Linked DNA regions of Homo sapiens: region 1 is linked to region 2. Evidence: read pairs that join two places in POLR2A ChIA-PET (ENCODE). Cell type or tissue: GM12878. All regions are shown on one strand.

What was found. ChIA-PET counts read pairs that join two places held together with the same protein. Peaks named below come from ENCODE experiments on the same cell type or tissue, not always from the same donor. Only the 100,000 strongest peaks of a DNase experiment are listed, where the experiment ranks them.
Region 1: POLR2A ChIA-PET joins it to region 2 with 6 read pairs; 5 of 35 experiments call an interaction of 5 or more read pairs at or near these places.

What each region holds. Positions count from the first base shown.
Region 1 is chr11:76,087,966-76,092,965 of GRCh38, reverse strand. All of the region lies in intron 13 of UVRAG (UV radiation resistance associated), which reads right to left. Among named protein-coding and RNA genes, the nearest start is that of WNT11, 120 kb to the left of the region's middle. In GM12878, no CTCF peak of the experiment used is centred here; no DNase peak of the experiment used is centred here.
Region 2 is chr11:75,906,309-75,911,308 of GRCh38, reverse strand. The region is part of intron 5 of UVRAG (UV radiation resistance associated); the gene reads right to left. It also overlaps the pseudogene PPP1R1AP1. Among named protein-coding and RNA genes, the nearest start is that of UVRAG, 94 kb to the right of the region's middle. In GM12878, no CTCF peak of the experiment used is centred here; a DNase peak (open chromatin) is centred at 2,438; H3K4me3 peaks cover 884 bases; H3K27ac peaks cover 616 bases.

The sequences.
Region 1 (5,000 bases), 180 kb before region 2:
AAACCATAAAAATCCTAGAAGAAAACCTAGGCAATACCATTCAGGACATAGGCATGGGCAAGGACTTCATGTCTAAAACACCAAAAGCAATGGCAACAAAAGCCAAAATAGACAAATGGGATCCAGTTAAACTAAAGAGCTTCTGCACAGCAAAAGAAACTATCATCAGAGTGAACAGGTGACCTACAGAATGGGAGAAAATTTTTGCAATCTACTCATCTGACAAAGGGCTAATATCCAGAATCTACAAAGAACTCAAACAAATTTACAAGAAAAAAAACAACCCCATCAAAAAGTGGGTGAAGGATATGAACAGACACTTCTCAAAAGAAGACATTTATGCAGCCAACAGACACATGACAAAATGCTCATCATCACTGGCCATCAGAGAAATGCAAATCAAAACCACAATGAGATACCATCTCACGCCAATTAGAATGGCGATCATTAAAAAGTCAGGAAACAACAGGTGCTGGAGAGGATGTGGAGAAATAGGAATGCTTTTACACTGTTGGTGGGACTGTAAACTAGTTCAACCATTGTGGAAGACAGTGTGGCGATTCCTCAAGGATCTAGAACTAGAAATACCATTTGACCCAGCCATCCTATTACTGGGTATATACCCAAAGGATTATAAATCATGCTGCTATAAAGGCACATGCACATGTATGTTTACTGCGGCACTATTCACAATAGCAAAGACTTGGAACCAACCCAAATGTCCATCAATGATAGACTGGATTAAGAAAATGTGGCACATATACACCATGGAATACTATGCAGCCATAAAAAAGGATGAGTTCATGTCCTTTGTAGGGACATGGATGAAGCTGGAAACCATCATTCTCAGCAAACTATCTCAAGAACAAAAAACCAAACACCACAGCATGTTCTCACTCATAGGTGGGAATTGAACAATGAGAACACTTGTACATAGGAAGGGGAATATCACACGCCGGGGCCTGTTGTGGGGTCGGGGGAAGGGGGAGGGAAAGCATTAGGAGATATACCCAATGTAAATGACGAATTAATGGGTGCAGCACACCAACAAGGCACATGTATACATATGTAACAAACCTGCACGTTGTGGACATGTACCCTAGAACTTAAAGAATAATAAAAAAAAAACAAATATACAATCGGGTATCTCCAAACTTCTAAGAAAAGCTTCTAATACAAATGATATATCAAGTCCAAAACAAAAACAACAATAAAAATTTCAAAAATCATTAATATGCTCAAGTGGAAAAGAGAAGATATTACACACATAGAACAATAAGATGCTATTCAGAGAAAAAGAACTCTTAGAAATTAAAAATATGAAAGCCAAAATGAAAAACACAAGGGCAAGAAGATGAAGGTAAGCAAATCTCTCCAGAGGTAGAACAAAAAGACAAAGAGATAGAAAACAGGAGAGAAGAAGTAAGAAAATTACAGGAGCAGTACAGGAAACCTAATATCTAAACGATAGTAGTCCAGGAAGAGATATAAAAAAAAATAAAAGGGAGTAAACCATTAATGAAGTAATTCAAGGAATTTTCCCAGAACTTAATGATTTGAGCTTTTGGGTTAAAAAGATCCATTGAGTGCCGAGCACAACAGATAAAAACAGACTTATCAGTCTGAGATTTCAGAACATTGGGCACAAATACAGTTCCTACAAATTTCTAAAAATAAAAAGCAAGGCAAAGCAAAATAAGTAAATAATATTTCACATACAAAAAGGGGGAATCAAATATCTCTAGATTTTTCAGTAACACTGGAAGCTAAAATATAATAGAACAATGATTTCAAAATCTTAAGGAAAATTGTTTCCAGCCTAACATTCCATTTCAGTCAGAGAAGAATAAAGATAATTTTCAGATTTACAAGGTCTCAAAAATTTATCTCCATGCATGCTTTCTTAGGAAGCTATAGAAGGATATGCTCCAACAAAACAAGGGAGAACACTGAGAAAGAGGAAGACATCATGTCATGCATTCTTTGTGAGGATTTATCTAGAAAATAGAGGTTTCAACATAAGAGAAATTATGGAAATCCCTAGGATTATGGTAAAGCCATAGAAAACAATATGACAGACTGCAGCAGATCAGAAGTTCTAGGAGAGATTTCTCCCAAAGATGAAATTGTGTGAATACCCGATATGTAATTTATTGTATATCTAACATGTCTGAATATCTTGAGAGGTGATTAGATAACTGGTAGAGAATTTAGGATGAAATTAGTTATAAGCACACTGAAAACTAATCAAAGAAAAAATAAGAAAATAAGCTCCAAAGGAAATAAAAAACATTAGGGGAAAAAAAGTAATCACAGTATACTACATGGCTTATCTGAGTGGTATTTATATAGACAAAGTAATTTGAAAACCTATAACGGTAGGTCAACTGAAGAATGACAAGGTTCCTAAGTCTGGAAAGGAGAGCTTTATTTCTCATAAAGGGTTGCAGCCTGCAGGTAGCCATTCTGACAGACTGGGAAGGATAGCCTCTGGCCAGAAGCTGGAAATAGGCACTGCCAGGGAGGGTTAAAGGGAATGGGAATTTATGCTGAGTGGGTTGGCTAAGTATATACATTCAACAGGTTATAGGAGGAGTTATGAATATTCATGAAGGGGAAGCACAAGCAGGCGTAGTAGGCTAATATGTATACAGTCTGCACACCATGCTCACTTTGGGGTAGAGACTTAACATTTAAATGTATTACAAGTAGGCCCTGTACATCAAAAGGTAAAGCGAGGACATGAAAGGCCTCTGTGCACAGCCTCTGTAGACTGGCAGAACCACTCCACAGTCAGTGTGGTCTCTTATCAGGAAGAAATGCTGACCAGTTGCTGCATTTGAAACATAAAAATGGAGGTGCAGTCAGGAGATTGGTTGAAATCAGAGGTGCAGGAAGTCTTTCTAAAGGGCTGGTTTCCATTTAGCCCTTGGGAAAGAACACCGAATGGTGGCTAGCGAGGGCGGAGGTAGAATAAGGCAGGTCCAACTTCCTATCCCATCACAGCTGGAAACTCAGTTTTTAGGGTTTCTCCAGGGTCCTTCTGGCCAAAACGGGGTATGTTCAGTTGGTTGGGAGGCTTAGGAATTTATTTTTATTTCTCAGGTAGAATGGGGGAACAGAAAGGGGATATGAATGTGTGAAAGGGAACTAAAGTCTCATCTCCTACTGAAGAAATCAGAAGAAATCGAACAAAATCCAAGAAGCATCAACATTATCAAATTATTTAGAGGCAAGTAGTAACATAATCTGCTAAGATTGTTGAAAGTCGTTACCTCTGGGAAACAAGCAGAAATACTGTTTCTCACAATTAGCCTTAAGGATCTATTTGACTCTTTAACAGCATGTATAATTTTATAAAACTAAAACCAAAGGGCTAATAGGCCAGAACTCTAGGGTTGAGTTATCTAAATTCACATACCCCCTTCCTTCCATTTTCAATTCTTCAAATGGCATCGCGTCATGCATTCTTTGTGAGCTGGTAATCATCTCTCCTATACTGTCAATATGAATATACTAGCTGAATTACATATAAGCCAGTAATTCAGTTAGCTCTAGAGCCACTACTGTATCTAAAATTATTAAATAAAATTGTCAGTGAAAGAATAACACTTAGAAAACACTATAACACTTTGAAAATATTTGTCAGCTCTCTGACTAGAAGAGAAAAAGTCACTCAACATATAACAACTTATTACCACAGGCATATATTTTGGGGAAAATGTTCGCTTACTGTATAATTTCTCCTTAATCTCACCCCACTTCTCAAAGCCCTGCATTATCTTCCTAGACACAAGCAAAGCCAGGCATATCTATAAGTAAGACTGTAATTTCATTTGATACAAATGTGAACTCCCTTTGCCTTTTAAATGGAAGGCTATTCCTTTCAGAGATGAGTTCTTAAGTTTTTAGTCCATGCAGGAAGGTCACTGGTTCAGTCTATCATGCATGTGCAAACCTTTCCTGAGTCCATGTTATGTGCTAGCTACTGTGTCTGGATAAAGAGATGAATGAACCTCAGTCTCTGGCCCTTAAGGAACTTATTAATTTAGTAGGGGAGACATACATGCAAAATAACAACAGAAATGTAAGAATATTCACATATTTGATCGATTACTTGTTTTTTAAAACAAGGTGAGCAGGAAGAATAGAAGATGGGTGATAACTCTGTTCAGGAGGGCAAAGAAAGGCTTCACAGAAGAGAAGTTGGCCTGGTTGGATCCTGGAGAATGAGTGGGAGTTTACCACATGGACAAAAGGGGAAGGAAATTTCAGGCAAAGGGAATATAAAAGCAAAAGCAGAAGATGGGCCTTTCAGTGATGTTCAGCTTTCCTGGCATAAAGGGCCAGTGGCGGAGGTTTTGGGGTAAGTGGTTGCAGGAGTTGAGGCTGAAACGTGAGAGAGAAGACAGATAGATCATGTGAAGACTTTGCCATGCAAAAGAGTCTTGTTGCAAGGCGGGGGAGGGGGCGCGGGTGGGCGGAAGTGGGGGTTGGGGGTGGCATAGGAGAAGATGGGATTTGGGGGAAGGTAGCCTATGGAAAACGATGACAAGGTTTTAAGCAGGGGTGGACATAACAGATTTGCAAACTTCCCACCCCTCGTCCTCGTTTTTCTCATTATAAAAGTGCTTACCTAAATGCCAAGTATTTCAGCAGGACTCTACCTTAGTAGAGGCAATGAAGAATTACTTAAGTGACAAAAATCAGCCAATGGAAACTACTATAGGGGCGCTATAATGGTATCACTGATGTCATTACTGGCTTATGAATTTTCACAAATGGGGCTGGATGTGGTGGCTCATGCCTGTAATCCCATCACTATCGCTTGAGCCCATAAGTTTGAGACCAGCCTGGGCAACGTGGCAAAACTCTGACTCAAAAAACCATATAAAAATCAGCCAGGTGTGGTGGCATATGCCTGTAGTCCTGGCTACTCGAGAGGCTAGGAGTAGCCACCTGACCCCAGGGAGCTACTGGGAAGATCACCTGACCCCAGG
Region 2 (5,000 bases):
GCCTGCAGAATCTATCCCGACAACTCAGGAGAGAGGCAGTAAAAAATGCAGCACAAAGGAACCCTCGATCCATGTACCACCACTGGATTCCCAGGAAGCCAGCTCGGTTTGAGAGAAGGAGGTATCCTGGAATCAAGGCTGCAGTTTGGGAATGCATGAACACTGGATTTGTTTCTTATTTCTTCACTTTTGTTGAAAATATCTTGTTTTTAAAAAGTGATAAATTCGGTGTTAGGTCAAAAAAATAAAATACATTTCTTCTCACAGTTTCCCACGGAAACAATGTTTCACATTATAAATTGTGGTGAACCTCCCAAGGAAGCTCCAGAAGTCATTTTAACATATTATGTGACTCAAAAAGAGTATTAACAATAATATTTCAACTATGCCTAGCCATCATATGTAATGTTTTTATGGGGAAAAGGGCATTCCAAGTTCTGACTAGGAACACCAGAAACAAATATTTCTACTCTGTGGTACAAAGTAGCAAGGATACTTTCTAAAAAGAATACAGGACAATTCCAGAAGAAGAACAGAATAGGTATCTCTGTCATTTAAGAAAGGCAGAGGAGACTGAGTTCAGTAATGATAAAACTCCAGTCTCCTGCATAGCTGGCTCTACATGAATTACTCTTTCCCTATTGCAATTCCCCTGTCTTGATAAATTGGCTCTGTCCAGGCAGAGGGCAAGGTGAACCAATCTGGCGGTCACACCACTGCACTCCAGCCTGAGTGAAAGAGCAAGACACTGTCAAAAAAAAAAAAAAAAGATAAAAAGGAATAAATAGTCATGTTTCTTAAAAAAAAAAAAGTGGGGGGTGGGGAGAGTACACAGTAATTTAGAAAAAAAGACTCTGGACCCACCAGGAGTCCAATTCAAGCCTTCAATACAACAGCTATATAATCTTAAGCAAGGAACCAGAGTGCTCTTAGTTTAACCTTGGTTTCTTCATCTGTAATATGGAGATGATAATAGTAACTGCCTCACAAAATGCGGGAATTAAAAGTTAATATCTGTAAAATGAAAGGTATTTAATAAGCACCACATACATGTTCGCTATAATGCTAGTAGTATCATTAAAAGTTATATCACTACAGACATTTAAAGGATATTAGGAGAATATTATTAACAACTTTATGCTAATAACTGTGACAACTTAATTAGACAAGTTCCTTGAAAAGAAACACAAAAGTGCCCAAACAGACATACTATGAAACATCTAAATAGTCCCATATCTACTTTTTTAGTGAATAAGCAATTGAAAATCTTCCCACACACACACAAATCCTGTCCAAATGGTCTTACTGATGAATTTCATCAAACATTTAAGAAAGAAAGAATATCCACTTTACACAAACTCCTTCAGAAAGCGGAGAAGGGAACAATTTCCAACTTATAAAACTAGCATTACTGATGCCAAAACTAGACAGAGACAACACACACACACAAAGGAAATTATACACCAATATCCCTCACGAAAAGAAACACAAAAATCCTTAGCGAAATATCAGCAAATTGAACCAGCAATACATTATAAAGATTAAAAAAGACATATTATTAACTGGATGTAGCCTAAGAATGTCTAGTTGATCTACCATTTAAAAAACAATCAACTAGACAAATACATGAAACAATCTTTATAAATCTATCTTGATGGGCACACCATTATAAAGATGCAATCTGTGAAAACAATGACACAAAGGTAGGGGAATAGAGCTATACAGAAGCAAAGCTTTTTACAGCATTAAAACTAAGTTGATATTAATTCAAACTAGAGAAGCTTGTTTTTTAAAAAGATCAACATTGACAAATCTTTTTTTTTTTTAAACAAGTTCTGATTCTGTTACCCAGGCTGGAGAGTAGTAGCATGATCACAGTTCACTGCAGTCTCAACCTCCTGGGCTGAAGCGATCCTCCTGCCTCAGCCACCTGAATAGCTGGAATTACAGGCATGCAACACCATACCCAGTTAATTTTTGTATTTTTTTTGTAGAGATGGGGTTTCTCCATGTTGCCCAGACTGACTTTGAACTCCTGGGTTCGTGAGACCCTCCCACCTCAGCCTCCCAATTAGCTGGGATTACAGGCATGCACCACCACGCCCAGCTAATTTTAATTTTTTATAGAGAAGGGTGTCTTACTATGTTGCCAAGGCTGCTCTTTAACTTCTGGACTCAAGCTATCCTCCTACCTTGGCCTCCCAAAGTGCTGGGATTACAGGCATGAGCCACTGCACCTGGCTCATTGACAAATCTTAAGGTAAACTAACCAAAGGGAAAGGAAAGAAGACTCAAATCACTAAAATCAGGAAAGAAGTGGGAACGTTATTACCAATCTTACAGAAATAAGAAGGCTTATAAAAGAATACAGTGAACAATTAATTGTATTCCAGCAAATCAGATAATGTAGACAAAATGATATAAACTACCAAACTACCAAAATGACTCTACCAAAATGACTCAAGAAGAAACAGAAACTACCAAAAATGACTCAAGAAGAAACAGAAAATCTGAACAGACCTATAACAGATAAAGAGGTAGATAGAATTTGTAATCACAAAACTCCCACAAAAAAAAAAAAAAAAAAAAAAAAAAAGCCCAGAACCAGATTATTTGACTGGTGAATTTGACCAATTATTTAATGCCAATCCTTCTCAAAGTCTTCAAAAAACATAAAAGCAAGGAAATACTTCTTAAGTTATTCTATGAGACCAATACTATCCTGATACCAAAGCCAGACAAAATGTCACAAGAAAACTATAGACCAATATCCTTTATGAATACAGATATAAAAATCTTCAACAAAATACTACTAAAAGTGATCTAGTGGCATATTAAAAGAATTACAGCCCACAACCTGGCAACTATTTCTGGGTATGTACCCCAAAAAAGTGAAAGCAAGAATGGGAAGTGCCATTTGTATATCCATATTCATAGCAGCATTATTTACAATAGCCAAGGGGTGGAAGCAACCCAAGTGTCCACAGACAGATGATGGATAAACAAAACATGGTATATTCATACAAGGAAATATTATTCACCATTAAAAAGGAAGGAAATTCTGACACACGCTAAAACATTGATGAAGCTTGAGGACATTATATTAAGTGAAATAAGCCAATCAAAGGAAAAACATTCATTCATTCATTCATATGAGGTACCTAGAGTAGTCAAAATCATAGAAACAGAAAGTCGAACGGTAACTGGCAGGGACCAGGGGATAGGGGAGAATGAGGAATTATTGTTTAATAAAGAGTTTCAGTTTTGTAAGGTGAAAAGTTTTGCAAGATGAAATACATGGATGGTGGCAATGGTTGCACAACAGTGTGAATGTACCTAATGCCACTAAACTGTATACTTAGAATGGTTAAGATAGTAAATTTTGTGTATTTGTAATTTACCACAAAAAAAATTTTTTAAAGATTATACACCATGAACAGCTGAAATTCATACACGGTATGCAAGGGAATTTCGATACATGAAAATCAATCAGGCTAGGCACCTGTAATACCAGCACTTTGGGAGGCACAGGCAGGAGGATCACTAGAGCCCAGGAGTTAGAGACCAGCCTGGACAATACAGTGAGACACCATTTCTAAAAAAAAAAAAAATTGTTTTAATAAAGAAATTGGCTGGGCATGGTGATGCATGCCTGCAGTCCCGGCTACTCAGGAGGCTGAGGTGGGAGGATCACTTGAGCCCAGGAGTTTGAGGGTACAGTGAGCCATGATTGTGCCACTGCATTCCAGCCTAAGTGACAGAGCAAGACTCTGTCAAAAAGAGAAATTATAGAAAGAAGGAAGGAAGGATCAGTGTAATACACCACAACACACACAGTCATCTCAGTTGATGCAGAAAATGCATTTGACAAAATTCAGCACCTTTCCATGATTTAAAAAAAAAAAAAATCACAAACTAGGAATAGAAAGGAATTTCCCAGACCTGATAAAGGGCATCTACAAAAAACCCACAGCTAACACCATACTCAATGGTGAAAGACTCAAAATCTTCCCCCAATATCAAAAACAAGAAAGACAAGGTGATTGCTTTCACCACTTCTACTCAACATTTGTACTCTAAGTTCTAGCCAGAACAATTAGGCAAGAAAAATAAAGTGTATTCCAAACTGGACCAAAATAAATAAAATGGCATCCCATGTTCACGGATATAAAGACTTAATATTATCAACATAGGAACAATACCCAAAGCAATCTAGATAAGATATTCAATGCCATCTCTATCAAAATTCCAGCAGCCTTGTTTACAGAAATGGACAAGCCAGTTCTCAAATTCATATGGAATTGCAAGGGGTCAATAGCCAAAATTATATTGAAGAGAACAAAGTTAGAAGATTCGCATATCCCAATTTCAACTTAATACCAAGCAACAATAGTCAAAACAGGATAGCACTGGCATAAGGACAGACATATAAATCAACAAAATAGAACTGAGAATCCAGAAATAAATCGATGCATCTATGATCAACTGATTTTCAGCAAAGGTTCATAGACTACTCAATGGGGAAATAAGTCTTTTCATCAAATGGTGCTAAAAAAACTGGATAGCCACTTTTAAAAGAATGAAGTTGGACCTGTCCTTAATACCATATTTTTAAATTACCTCAAAATGAATCAAAGACTTAACTGTAAAACCATAAAGCTGGCCAGGCACGGTGGCTCGCGCCTGTAATCCCAGCACTTTGAGAGGCTGAGGTGGGCAGATCACTTGAGGTCAGGAGTTCGAGACCAGCCTAGCTAACATGGTAAAACCTGGTACCTCCTAAAAATACAAAAATTAGCCAGGCATGATGGCACGCGCTTGTAATCCCAGCTACTCGGGAGGCTGGAGGCAGGAGAATCACTTGAACCCAGGAGGCAGAGATTGAAGTGAGCTGAGATCACGCCACTGCACTCCAGCCTGGGCAACAGAGTGAGACTCTATCTCCAAACAAACAAACAAACAAAAAAACCCACTATAAAGCTAAAAAAAACCTATAGAAC